3 separate regions of the Homo sapiens genome follow, and all the other regions are linked to region 1. A link is a contact called in ENCODE Hi-C or POLR2A ChIA-PET data. All regions are on one chromosome and are shown on one strand. Each heading gives the region's core, a stretch centred on a gene start or an enhancer-like site at or near the end of the contact. The rest is flanking DNA. Distances are from core to core; before and after follow the strand shown.

Region 1 (4,781 bases), core at 63-2,562:
CTTAGTAGTTACTAATATTAAAGTTATAAAAATAGTGTTATATCCATGCAGGTATATTAAGTCATCACTATAGGTTAGTCCTTCATTAATTATGCATGATATTCTTTGACAAAGTTCTAGAAAGCCAGAGAAAAAAGTCAAACAATCAATATGAATATTTGAGATTCAGATAAGACATGAATTCAGGTCCTAGCTTCATCATTCTTAGCCTGAGAACTTGAGGAAGTTAATCTCTCTGTGCAACAATTTTCTAATCTGTAATTAAAATAGCGCATCAACTCATAGGTGAGAATTTTACAGAGTATGTGGTACATAGGAAAAATGTTATAGAGTATCTGGTACAACATAATTAGTAGTCATTATTTTCATTACCTTTATTTACCTTAGTCTTAGGTAGGCTTCTGCTATCTTTACCCTTTCCCCTCTTTACACCTACACACTAATAATATCATTTCCTGGTTGGAATTTGGGTCTCCACACTGCACAACTCAAGAAGTGACAGTCACATTGTCTCCTAGGACTTATGCTCCCCTGGCTCTGTGTGACCCCGTGGCCTTACAAATCAGAATGTAAATATTTGCTTGGGGAATTCAGAGAAGTAACTGTCTGATTAGATAATTGTCATACTAATGAGGTTGAGAGGCATTTGATCTTATTTTCCCCACATATAATAATTACAATTGCCTTGCTGGATATATTTGAGACTCTGTTACATTGCTCCCTTCCAGTCTGAAATTTTGCAGAAATAATGTTAGCCTATAATGGCAAATATTTAACCTTTCTCTAGTGCTCAACTTAAACCTCTAGCCCCAAGAAATGAGCATCTCCAGAATACAATTCTCATACTATGCCCACACATGGCCTATGTTTTGGCTCATGCTATTATCAACTGACGTGTCACTTCCATTCCCATGTGATTTTTATTCCTCCTTTACAGTCAGCTATTTAATGAACTATTTCTGAGTTTGCTTATTTTTCCCCTTTCTGATCAGTTTCTGGCAACAGTAAACATCCTTTATTATCCTCAAATAGTTTCATGTGAGTCAAACTGTTCGTTTTCTCACTTTAAGAGACACCAAAGACAAAACCCATTTCAGGAAGACCACAAAAAATCACAATGTACACAAGTTACAGTTATTTTAAAAGTCATTGCTGTGTCAAGACTACCTCCCTGACGTGTCAGAGAAAAATATGTTCTCAATAAGCTCATGGCATTTTGTGTAACAATATGCCGTGGGTTTGTTTGGAAACTAAAAACTCATATCCTTATATTGTTCAAGGTTTCTATGACTCAGAATCCTGGTTTTTGAGCATTGCTTCTTGTGACCACGTAATCCAGGTTTGGAATCTTGGAACCCAACCAAATAATTTTTAATGAGTAAATCAGGTGCATTCTCAAAGAAGTGAAATTGAACTGAATATTATTTAGTGTCAAAATGAGGGAAGAGACTACACACTGATCTAGATAACATGCCTTTCTGGAATTACTGAACTAGATAAATTGCTTTAAAATCTATATCAAAGAAATAGCTTTATCTCTCAAAATTAGCTTTATCTTAACTAGATAATACTTTCAGCATGGACTGCATCAAATACCTCCATATCATCACATGATGAGTAACTTATATGCACTAAATGTATTCGTATAGATTGCCTTTTTAAAGATTATTGGGTAGTTAAATTATAAGCCATGTCTCAGGCTGCTTTATTCGTGGAAGCTTGTTGTATTAGCCAACATAGGCTAGATTATGCTGTGGAAACAAAGAACCCTCATATCTCCTGGATTTATAACAATAAAGGCAAATCCTATTAGAAGTCCATCAAAAGCTGGCTGTGATTCTGACCCATGTTGTATTCACTCCACACAATACCAAGACTACTGGATCAGTCTCTAGCTGGAATGATGCCAATTGTGACAGAGGGCAGGGTGCAGGATGTAGTGCCTGCTGGCCTTAAAGCTTTTGCTGAGAATGGCACATATTATTTCAACTGACATTTCCAGAACCCAAGCAATCATACAGCCCCAGGAAAGTTCAACAAGATAAGGGTGTGTCTTAGATTGGTTTCCCTGGAGTGGACCCTGAGATGAGGATTTCAATGCAAGTCATTTATAAAGGATGAGTTCCCAGGGAGACCATGGTGGACAAAAGAGGACATGGAAGAGAACAAAGCCTGGCAAGGGTGAGATCTGAGGTAGAAGCAAAGGGAAGGTTAAGCTTCAGTTTGACCCCAGGGGGAGACCTCTGGTGCATAGATTACTTCCCACGAAAGGTAAGGAGGCTGGGCTTTCACACTCCTTCACCTCACAATCATTGGTTAGTAGCTGTGGGATAGGCACCCTGGGCTCTCTAAGCTTGTGAGGCCAATATCTCCGGTAGCAAAAACAGTCCACACAAATATAGCATCTGGTGTTGGTCTTTGAAAGCCCCTGAGAGGTGGGCAGGGGGCAGCATTCATAAAGGCAAAATGGGATCTTAAGAGCGCCCAAGGAAGCACAGCACTTTCAGTGTTTGCTAGAAGAAACAAAATCATCCTCTGGAGGAAAGCAAAGGGAAGAGGCACCAAACATGGGTGAACAAAAATACAGTCTACTAGAGTCAGCCTAGAGTCAATAACATTTGCTTCTATTTCTCTGACACGACAAAACAACACAATACTCCTATCCAATCCCTGCTTCAAGTTCAAAGCCCAAGATCTCTGAGTGATGCCTGGGAGTCTCTACAACGTGTCTAGACACTGGAACCAAAAGGAGGATTTGTCTGACCAGTCTCAACAATGTGTATGGGGACACACAAATATGTACACAAACAGATTATACAACTGTGGAATAGACATGGTAGGAATATAGAATATATACAACATATTAAAATATCCAATATAATAGAACATTTGCTATTTGTCTTGTCATTTTTTCCCATTTATGAGTACTCACATGCCCCTTACATTAAATTAAATTAAGTCAAATTAAATTAGTTTAATTGTGGGTACTTTGAGCCTATAAGGCTTTTATGGAAGAGTCATATTTCAACCTCTTTTTCCTGAGCCATTGTTTCCTGAGACATCTGAAAGGTCTTCCTGGGTTCAATATAAGCCATTCATGGGCTTTAGCTCAGGGTGCAATTGGCAGACTCTTGACTTTGTCCTCATCCTAGGCTGTCACTCAAAAGGCCCCTTAGTGTTATCTTGTACTGATTAGATGAGAATCAATAGCAGCGTTCAACCTGGCAAGTCCCTGAATTTCTGAACTCTCAAAATGCTCTTTATTTCTGCTTGTAAACAGGCCAATACTTTTTTTTCTTTTTTTCTGAGATCGCTGCTTTGTTATACAGGTATTACCTTTCTAAAAAAAAAAAAAAAAAAAATCCAATACAAGCTGACTCATGTTACAGGAAGTCTCTTTTCCTACTTTCTTTTTCTTTCGTTCTTCTTTCGTTTTCACCTAAAGGAATAAGCTCATTAGGGACATTGTCTACCTTTCACTATATTGCAAATAATAGGAGATTTTTTACTTCCCAAAATGTTTCCCACAGTGTAATATTAATAACCATTTTTCTAGCTTCAGATAGATAGCAATTTGTTTCACTGTACATAGCCCAGTTTCCAAAATCAGTGCCACCTAATCTAGATTTTGTTGTTGTTGCAACATCCACTTTATTACTGATTTCTGTATTTTCAGGATAAGTAAGTTATGCTGCAGTTACAAAGAAGTCCCAAATCTCAGTAGTTTTCAATAAAAAAGTACATTTATTTTTCATGAGCCTTCGGTTGGCTGAGATTCTGATCCATATTTTCTTTCTCCAAAATATTGACAATGCTTCACTTCAATAACATTCATGTGCCATTGGCTTTACCAAATAGTACAGCCATGCCCGCATTTAATAGGGTAGGGAGACTTAGTCTTCCAGAGGGAGGCACACATGGAGTGCAGGGAGCACCAATTACAGGAGGCAGTACAACAATGTTCCACAGTGACCACATCTCTTAGACCAAAATCCATTTAGCAGCTCAGGATTCACTCATATCTCACAGATCACACTGGGGACATTATTTTAAGAAACAAGTAAGTATGTCTTTAATAGAAATGCCATACACACTTGTGCTTCAGAGGACTCAAAAAAACATATGATGACCATGGATCCCAATTGGCTCTCATAATAAAACTGCCTAGTGGATACATGTGAGCCCAAACCTGCTATCTATATCATGTGTGGCCATTTTTATCATGATGAGTTCCACTCCATTTGATTTTCCATAAAGAAGCCTGCCTTTTCTAGGATGATAGCAAACTCTGTGAGTTACACAGCAGAGCTTTATAGCCGTGGAAACAAGAAAGCCTACCAGGATTGTGCCTTTCCATAAAAGGAAATTTTGAAATATCACCTTTATATTGGTCAGTCCCCTACAAATCCATGTGTCCTCTTTCTGAAATTTCTTCTATAAAGCACTCCACATGCCTATAATCTATCTTTTCAATCACAGTATGCACCTATCACAAATTAGAACCTTTTATAAATTTATATGAAATGGGGATACTATATATGCTCCTGTCTCTTACATGGAAAATGAAATGTCAGAGTCTTTCTTTGTTTTTTTTTTCTTTTTCTCTCAAAATTTTAACAATGTAGAGTTTGACTTGCATGAGTCAGCACCTCACAAGGCTCATTGTATTTGGCATTACTTCCCCAGAAGACCTCAGAAAATTAATATTCAGATGATGAAATTCAAAAAAAAAATCTTTTGGAGCTGCTGTCCCAACCTCATTCGTGTGCTGGATTTCTAAA
Region 2 (4,758 bases), core at 103-2,602, 40 kb before region 1:
TATTGTTAACAAGTTATTGATACATTTTCTATGAGCTTAGATTTATTATGAAAATTATTTTTCTATCTAAAAGAGACTTGCAAGACAATTTGGCCAAACCCCTTATTTGACTTGTGAGGCAATTAGAGTCTAGAAAAAGCTGGCATTTATCCAGATTCTTATAGTTAGAATATATCTGAAATACGGCAGATTTCTCTACCCACTGTGCCTATGAACCTGCCACTATAACTATATTTATAAAAGCCAACTGTAGTGTTCTTTCTTTAAAATATGTACAATCAATTCTGCTATAGTGGTTATTTTGAAAACACAAATTTGTTCCAACACAATTGACATTTTAGAAACAATGTGGGCATAATACAAATTTCATGGTTGTTTATGCCTGGTTTTTTCCATAAGAAGTTCTAGTTGGTGCAAAAATTGTCACCCAGCTGAAAGGAGCCACATAGGAATACAATCATATGCCACATAACAATGTTTAGATCAATGATAGACTGCATATATGAGAGTGGTCTCATAAGATTATAATGCCATATTTGTACTGTACCTTTTCTATATTTAGATATGTTTAAATAAACAAATACTTAGCATTGTATTACCATTGCCTACAGTATTCAGTACAGTAGCATGCTGTACAGGTTTGTAGCCTAGGAGAAAATAGGCTGCTATAGCCTGGGTCTAGTAGGCTATACCATCTAGGTTTGCGTAAGTATACACTATGATGTTTGCACAAGGACAAAATTGCCTAAAAACACATTTCTCAGAACATATCCCTGTCACTAAGTGATGCATGACTGCACATAAAATGCATACATCTCAAACATCTGCCAGCTACCTAAGTCAACCATGTATCTTATAAACCACACTCATTGAGGTAGACAGAATAGGCCCCCAAAATGTCCATTCCCTGATCCTAGGAACCGATGAATATTATGTTATATGGTGAAAGGACTTCATAGATTTAATGGAAGTTACTAATCATTGATGTAATTTAAAAAAGATTATTCTGGGTTATACAATGGGCCTAATCTAATCACATGAGCCCTTAAAAACAGAGCTTTCTCTGGCTAGAGCAAGAAATATGAAACAGAAGGAGAGTTCCCAAGCACTGGAATGGTTTGACATACAGTCACTGGTTCTGAGATGCAGGGACCACATGTATGGACTAGAGAGAGGCCTGTAGGAACAAGGAAGCCTTCATCTAACAGCTAATAGGAAAATTGGGACTTCACCTTGTATCCCTCAAGAAATGGCTTCTGCAGCAACTGGATGAACTTGGAAGTGGATTGAATCCTTCCCAGAGGATCCCGTGGAAAAAACCGCCTTGCCAACACGTTGATTTTGAAACCTGAAGCAGAGAACCAGCTGAACTACACTATGCCCAGACTTCTGACTCATGGAAACTGCCAAATCTGTGACTAAGGAAAGACAAACATATCTTTTCACATCTGGTGTGACAAGTTTTCATCCAATTTCGTATAATTCTCTTTGTGGCATTTCACAATAACTCACAAACTGCAACCTTTCTAATGCCCACTTTCACAGGCAAACTCCAGGGATTTTTAAACATAAAATTTAAACATAAAATGTCATATTTATTGAATATTTGTGTGTATCTTAATCATTAAACACATGTAAAACTTTGCCACCATTTTTATTATGTTTTCTCCTTTTTTGTATGTGTCATGGATAAAGTTTCTCAGTTTCATGCCCCATTTTTTCTGTAACCCTAGTGGTTTTTATTATACAATTTTGCCTAGCATGATTAGTTTTAAGAATGCATATATTTTGGTCTCTTTCTCTCTCTATCTCTATCTCTCTCTAAATATATATATATATATATATTACATCTCTCTATAATGTTATAGACCCATTTCATAATATAATATATTGCAATTGTTACATGGAACAATTATTTATGCAATTGTTATATGGAACAATTATATACGCAATTGTTCCTTAGTGTGTGTATATATATGTGTGTGTGTATATATATATAATATATATATGTGTGTGTATATATATAAAATATATATATGTATGTGTATATATATGTGTGTGTATATACATTTGGTATACATACATTTGGTATATATAATATATATATGTGTGTGTGTGTGTGTGTGTGTGTGTGTGTGTGTGTGTGTGTGTGTGTATAGTTGTAATGCTGTGGCTTCTACTTCTTATGTCTTGGAAATGGGTCCGTTGGATATAATCTGAATTTATATGGTGCTAATTAGTTTCATGACATAATTACGCTATAAAATGTCTCTTACTTCTAGAGCTTCATAGATGCTTCTTTTTTGAAGCAACATTATTGCTCTCTACTTCTTCTTAGGGGAAGCTGTAAGAGTTAGGTGTCTTCCATGGGCTTTCATGTTATCCTATTTATATAAAGATTCAGCTCATCATTCTGTGTATTAATTGCCCATGCATTTTCCTAAATCCTTGTTGGATTACAAGCTTTAAGAAGACAGATACCACATCTATTTTATTTTTTCATATTGGTGTATCAACACTCTGGCTTTTGCTTAACACATAAAAATATACAATCAACATTTGTTTAATGAAAATACTATAAATAATTGAAAATATAAACGATAATTCAACACTATGTGTATTCCTATCTTCTCACAATGTGTATGGCTGAGCAGATATAATAAAATTTTCTTTTAATTACTAGAACCGTTTATTTCAACATTCCCTTCTATGCATATTTTAGAATTCTTTCACCAAAAATATGCATCTAACTCTAGTAATAGTTATGTGAGATTCTTCAGGCCGTGACATAGAGCAAAGTATTTGTTGAGACATAGAACATAGAATAAAAATTGTTTCTTATCTCTTTAGGTCAGATTCCAAGTATACTATTTCCTAAAGCTTTATAATTGGTAATCATTGTTTAAAGATAAAATTAGCTACATAATTTGGCTTAGTAGTTCTTCTAAGGTGCCTATGATGATGTGAGATAGACAGGCTTCAATTTATGAGCAATCTAGGCAAGGATAGCTTACTCAACCTGCAAATTACTTGCAAAATACATGAAATGTTTATAGCTCTAGTTGAAAATACTATACCAAAATGTTTCTGGGGTCACATTAAAAATGATTGAATGGTTTGAAAACTGTTCATCTTGTAGTTTGTTTCAGGAGAGAAAAGCCAGATAAACAGTTTGGTATTTTGCAACTGCTTCTTAGTATCAACATGACTAGAGGCCAGAGGCTGGAGAAGAACACAGCATATAATCGAAAATGGAATAGTCCAATCTTTACACACCCATAGCATATTTTAACTATATTCTTTAAAAAATTTATATGCAAGTAGATGATAGTTGATCATATTTGTATGAATTCTATCTTCAGGGAGTAACAAATTTAGAACTGTGTGAGCAAAGAGTACAAATGAAAGGAGAGTAACAGAAGTAATCCCTATCCTTATGGAATTTATAATCTAGTTAGTAGATAATAAAATAATAATCTAAACAGAAGAATAGCCCAGGAAGAACAAGACATGAGAAGGCACTAAACAGTGTGACACAGATGCAGAAGCTGGATTCAAAATTCTATATTTGAGAGAAGAGAATGAGAACACTGAGGACAGGAATAGTCAGAAAGACCACTCTGCTAGGAGATCTCTTTGCTCAGATAAAAACCAGGAAGCCAATGGTTTGTAACTTGGGCAACTGTTCACTGGGAACCCAAATGAGTCTGCCAGCTTACTTTGCATTCATCGAACAACCAGCAGCTCATAAAAAAAACTTTCAGCCATTGCTGACCTTGATTAGAATTGAGGCTGGAGCTAAAGAAAAAAAGTGAGCTTTCTGTGTTCCAATTCTCTATTCCACTCATTCTCTCCAGATCCTGGTTGTGGGCTAAGCTCTGCTTAACCACAGAGTGCAAGAAAGAGATGCAGCTTTTTAGGTATGTGATAACAACAATCATAAATAAGTACAAACACACATATACCTGCAAGCAAATAGAGGAGCACAGATGGTACAAGAGAATCTTTCTATAGGTCTTGAGCCAGACCCCATTACTCTCTGTTTCATATAATGGCCTTGTGCAGTAACTGTGGACCATCACACTGCACAGATGGAAGAGAGAGTTAGAGGGCTATTGAACATGTGAATTTTCCCAATGTGTCACAATTACAGAAACATCTGTGCTAAATATTTTCAAGCTGATCCACTATAAAAATTGGCAATGTTCAATAGCACTCAATGTCTTCTCTTTCCCTGGTGGGAAAGCAGTCTAATGATTGCATTTGGGACTATAGCATAAGGCATGTACCTATGCAGATTGCTTGCTGTTTAAAGGGGCCTCATTTGCATTATGCTGTTTGTAATGTTCTTTCTTTATCCCTCCTCCTTTCTTTTTTGCTTGCAAATGTAAACTGAAAGAGAAATCAAACCATTTGCTGCAGTTGTCATTGAAATGTTTCCCAGGGCTCAATTAATGGAATGACCTAGGCAGGGGCAAGAAAGAAGAGAGCAGTAAGGTCTCTTGACATTAATTGTAGACTGTGCTGGCTGTCAATTTTGATTATATTGAAAGAAGTGATTGGCTACATCTGCATTTACTCACAAACATGTAACTTCATTCTAGGAATTTACTAAGGAAAGCAAACTTCATAGCATTTTTAACTTATATGACTTTTACCTTCAAGAAGCTTGCAATCTTAGCCAGTGCCTTGTAAATTTACTGTACATATAAATTGCATGAGTTTCTCACAGAATGAAGATTCTGATTCAGTATCTGG
Region 3 (4,659 bases), core at 231-2,730, 59 kb after region 1:
GTGGCTTGTATACAACAGAAATTTATTTCTGATGGTTTTAGAGGCTGAGAAGTCTAAGATCTAGGCATCAGCAGATTCAGTGTCTGGTAAGGTCCTGCTCTCTGATTCATAGATGACTCCTTCTCACTGTGTACACACATGGCAGAAGGGGCACAGGAGCTCTTTGGGGCCTTTTCTATAATGGCACTAACCCTATTCATAAGGACTCTGCTCTTATCATCTAATCATCTGCTAAATTCTCCACCTCCTAAAATTATCACATTGGTGATTAGCTTTCAACATATGAATTTTTTGGGGTACACACATTCATACTATAGTGCTGGCTTCTTCCTCTTTCTTGTTCTGCTTCTGCCTTTCCATATTAGTGTCTCCAGGAAGTACCTTCTTAATGTGTCTCTTGGGCATAAAAGCTCATCTCAAGATTTGTTTCTAGGGATATTGACCTAAGAAAGCAACTTCTATAGTGGAAAATAATGCCTGTAACAAGAGCCACTGCTAATTCCTCATATACTCTCTTATCTTACTATTCATGAAATCTTATGTAAAATTCAGAAGGGGTAAGAAATGACAAATTCATGATATCAACCCAAACAAAATAGCATATCTTTGGAGACAAATCATGGATATTTTCTTGTTTTTAATGTGGTTATGAAAAGGTAAAGTAAGGGAGAAACTGGAAAAATTAGTTTACGCTTAAAACAAGCCCCCAGTTTAAAGCTGACATTGATGTGTTTTCACCACAGGGGCTTCTCAAGGCTGCTCCAGGCTGTTCTCTATCAGTGGTTAGCCAAGAGGACTATAGAAAAAGGGAGGAAAATAACATCAATGCTCTGACCTCCTGCTTTGTTTGAAATTACTAGTAGTAAAGACTGAGCTGGTAAGAGCTTTTAAAAGCATCTGCTCACCAAATCTTTTGAAAAGTTCTGTAGTCTTCCACTCAAACCAACAAATAATCTCTCTTTTTCACTTACTCCTAAAATAAATTTTTTTTTGTATGATTGTAGAAGCTTCTTAACTTCGTACCAACTCAGAGGGAAAGATTTTGTCAACTCTGCCCCGAACATGGTTTTATTTAACATCCTAATCCTAACAAATTTCACTTTCAATTGATTTCTGATTTCTTTTTTATTAAATAAAGGCTGCATATGGCTATAGGCTTCCAGAAGGGAGTGTGTCACTTCCATCCAAATGTAATATAGCCTTTAATTACAGGAAGCTCTGTCAGTGCATAATAGACATGCTGGGCTCTAGGGAATTCCAAAATACTTCTTATTCCTTGTCAGAGATAAGATAAATGAAACATTCCCAGCTTGCTTGTGGCTTCCTCTTTCAAATCTTTCAGAGGCGGAAGGGCAGTTTAAAAAATTAACTCCCTAATTCTTTCCTCATAATAGAAACTGTTTGCCTTTAGATACTAGACCATTTTTGTCTTACGTAATGTAGGATCATGGAAAGAATCCCAGACATTGAGTCAGAAGATTAAGGTTCAAGTTCCAGTTTTGTCATTTAATTGCTACAAGGAACATTCTTGATTTCCTTACCTATAAAATGAACATAAAAAGAAACAGTCACATCTACTAAAAAAAAGTTGTTTTGAAGAGAAAATAAAATACAAAATTAACTAACTCAATTTACAATGAGATGTGGCAAGAAAATGTACACTATAATAACTAGAGAAATAAAAGGCTTCAATAAAGGTGTCAATTTCAAAGGGATGACAAAGACTATATCCCTTCTTGCCAGGCTCAAGAATTACTTGTAGTGCTAATCAACACAACAAAAATAACCTTATTTTTTATTTTTTTTTTTTGAGACGGAGTTTCGCTCTGTCGCCCAGGCTGGAGTGCAGTGGCGCGATCTCGACTCACTGCAAGCTCCGCCTCCCGGGTTCACGCCATTCTCCTGCCTCAGCCTCCCGTGCGTAGCTGGGACTACAGGCGCGCGCCACCATGCCCGGCTAATTTTTTTTGTATTTTTAGTAGAGACGGGGTTTCACCGTGTTAGCCAGGATGGTCTCGATCTCCTGACCTCGTGATCCGCCCGTCTCGGCCTCCCAAAGTGCTGGGATTACAGGCGTGAGCCACTGCGCCCGGCCCAAAAATAACCTTATTTCTAATTGTCTTTAATTTTGTGAATTTTACCTTTAATATTTCAACCTTTATACTTTTGTTTTGCCTATTTATTTGCCTGTTTTTCCTCCTCCTGGCAGAGAAAGAAAATCACTGCATGATATTTACAAAATAAAAAATAAACAAAATAATAAGAGCACTTCATACTCATCATGAATCTAATTGGGTATTTTGAATCCAGTGGTGTACACGCAAGGCAACTCTGATGGAATGTTCAGAAGCTTAAATTTGGAGTAAATACATTTGAATTTCACCCTTTTTTGTAACTTGTCAGCCATCTAAATTTTTGTAATACACTTAACCTTTCTGAATTTTCATTTTCATCTATAAAGTGTCAATAATATCCATGTATCAGGAGAGTTGTTGTGAGGATTAGTATAAACACTTATTATCTATCTAACACTACTGTCAATACTGTTATTACTATGTCAGTCAGGTGTGGTATCGGGGATGATAAGGGAACTTTTTTTCATTTAATATCTTTATAACTGTCCAAGGGGTTCTTCCTGTCTGCTGCATGAAGGACTACAGCATCACAGTAGAGAAAGAGTTTAATAGACACGAGCCCAACCATGTCACAGGGGAGACAGAGTTCATACTCCAATCATCTTGTCCAAAGCTCATAGGTTAGGGGTTTTTCAAAAGCAGTTTGAAGGAAGGGGTGGGGAAGGCCAGGTAATGGTCTGATTGGTAATTGGTGAGGAAGGCCAGGTAATTGCTGCTGATTGGTTGGGGCTGAGATGACATCATAAGGGGTCAAAGCTGTCCTCCTGCAGGCTGACTTGCCTCTAAGTGGGGCCACAGGAGCAGAGTTGACGGGTCTAGGTGGAGCCATGTTTGTCAGACACGCAAAAAACCTGAAAAGATATCTCAAAAGACCAATCTACAACAGTGATGTTATTTGCAGGAATAATTGGGGAAGTCGCATATCTTATAACTTCCCGAATAATGGCTGATAATCGTTTATATAAGTCTGCACTTTAGCAGGACTCAGGATTCTCTCGTCCCATCAGCCTGATGGCTCCCCATTAGCTTTACAAAACTGTTGAGTTTCCTGGCAAGGCCTATTATCTTTTAAACTACAGCCTAAATGTTTTACAAAGTTAGCTTTGCCCAATAGCCCAGGAATAATTAAGGGAAAGGCAAGATGAGGGTAGGTTAGCTTACTTTACTCTCATAATTTTTCTCACTGATATAATTTTGGCAAAGGCGTCTTCATCTTTTTCCTGACATGAGTCCTCTCTTCTACATATTCTTCTTTCAGGGGCATCCATTGCTCCAATACCTACATTTAGTAAGTCATAAAATCCTTTTGGTGCTCTATTCTAATTTTTTCACACTTTATTTTGATCCCATTACCCTAGTCAGCTCCTCACAGTTTCTGTTTTCACTTTCTTTCTTAAGTAAACTATTGTAAAGGCCTCTGTGCTCTTCTCCAAATCATTCTCCTATTTGCCAGTTGTTTTCTCCATAAAGCATAGAACTGATCACACCACTCCTCTGTGTATAATCCTCATATTAATTTCTATTACCTACATGATTAATTCAAAACTTTTATAACAAGTTTCTAACCCTCTGTATCTTACTTCTGGCCTGTCTTTATCTTTGTAAGAAACCGACTTTCCTAGGAAATTGTAATCCCTTGCCATTCCCCACCCACACCCTTTCTCACATTCACATATCCATATCCACCCCTGTTTTACCCCCTCTCCCAGGAGTTCTCCCTCCCTTTCTCCTACCTTTCCTGATCCTAGTCACAGTTCAGAGCAGAGCACAAATGCCAGTTCCTCTCTAAGCCAGTCCATCTGAGAGATGGTTAATTTCCAATTCCTCTGCTTATACACAAAACTTTGCTTACATCTCTGATTTCATTGCCAGTATTTTCTCATATTATACACACACACACACATATACATATTTATATGTATATATACCCTAATTAAATTACCTATTTAATTTCCCAGCACCACAGTCTCTTGAATAAAATAGGTGATAGGTAAATATGCATTGAAAGATCACAGCTGGCAGAGCATGGTGGCTCACACCTGTAATCCCAGCACTTTGGGAGGCAGAGACAGGTGGGTCACTTGAGGCCAGGAGTTCAAGACCAGACTGGCCAACATGGTGAAACCCCATCTCAATAAAAATACAAAAATCAGCTGGGCATTAATGGCTGGCGCCTCTACTCAGCTCAGCTACTCAAGAGGCTGAGGTAAGAGAATTGCTTTAACCCAGGAGGCAGAGGGTGCTGTGAGCTAAGATGGCCCTACTTCACTCCAGCCTGGGCATGAAACTCTGTCAAAAAAAAAAAAATCACAGTTACATAAGTTAGTTTCAAATAGAAGGAATGAAAAAAAAATTCTGTGTATTCAAATGTCTTCACCTGAATTTTATTCCCATGTCCTTTCATCTCTGAATCAAAACTTGATCATGTTGGTGTCTCTTTCTTTGATATACAGTGAACCAGATAATCAGATAAACTGAATTATAATGTTTTGGTAGTGAATGCTAATACTTGAGTAAAAGTACA

The links. A loop is a pair of places that touch in the nucleus more often than their neighbours do. ChIA-PET counts read pairs that join two places held with the same protein, here RNA polymerase II (POLR2A).
Region 2: a loop to region 1 is called in a map of PC-3, with 4 times the contacts of the local background. The contact joins two enhancer-like sites. A Hi-C loop is called at or near these places in 2 of 168 maps with a recorded cell type or tissue (PC-3 and heart left ventricle). POLR2A ChIA-PET finds 5 or more read pairs at or near these places in 2 of 52 experiments (OCI-LY7 and Panc1).
Region 3: a loop to region 1 is called in a map of endothelial cell of umbilical vein, with 4 times the contacts of the local background. The contact joins two enhancer-like sites. A Hi-C loop is called at or near these places in 4 of 168 maps with a recorded cell type or tissue (A673, CD4-positive, alpha-beta T cell, endothelial cell of umbilical vein and 1 more). POLR2A ChIA-PET finds 5 or more read pairs at or near these places in 1 of 52 experiments (HEK293).

Annotation. Positions count from the first base shown.
Region 1 is chr18:28,791,187-28,795,967 of GRCh38, reverse strand. No RefSeq gene overlaps it. Among named protein-coding and RNA genes, the nearest start is that of LINC02879, 360 kb to the left of the region's middle. Within about 2 kb of position 1,312, at least 3 of the 41 ENCODE cell types and tissues checked have a DNase peak (open chromatin) inside an H3K27ac peak, as active enhancers do; they include PC-3 and endothelial cell of umbilical vein, where a contact is called at or near this core.
Region 2 is chr18:28,831,710-28,836,467 of GRCh38, reverse strand. No RefSeq gene overlaps it. Among named protein-coding and RNA genes, the nearest start is that of LINC02879, 320 kb to the left of the region's middle. Within about 2 kb of position 1,352, at least 2 of the 41 ENCODE cell types and tissues checked have a DNase peak (open chromatin) inside an H3K27ac peak, as active enhancers do; they include PC-3, where a contact is called at or near this core.
Region 3 is chr18:28,732,597-28,737,255 of GRCh38, reverse strand. No RefSeq gene overlaps it. Among named protein-coding and RNA genes, the nearest start is that of LINC02879, 420 kb to the left of the region's middle. Within about 2 kb of position 1,480, at least 3 of the 41 ENCODE cell types and tissues checked have a DNase peak (open chromatin) inside an H3K27ac peak, as active enhancers do; they include endothelial cell of umbilical vein, where a contact is called at or near this core.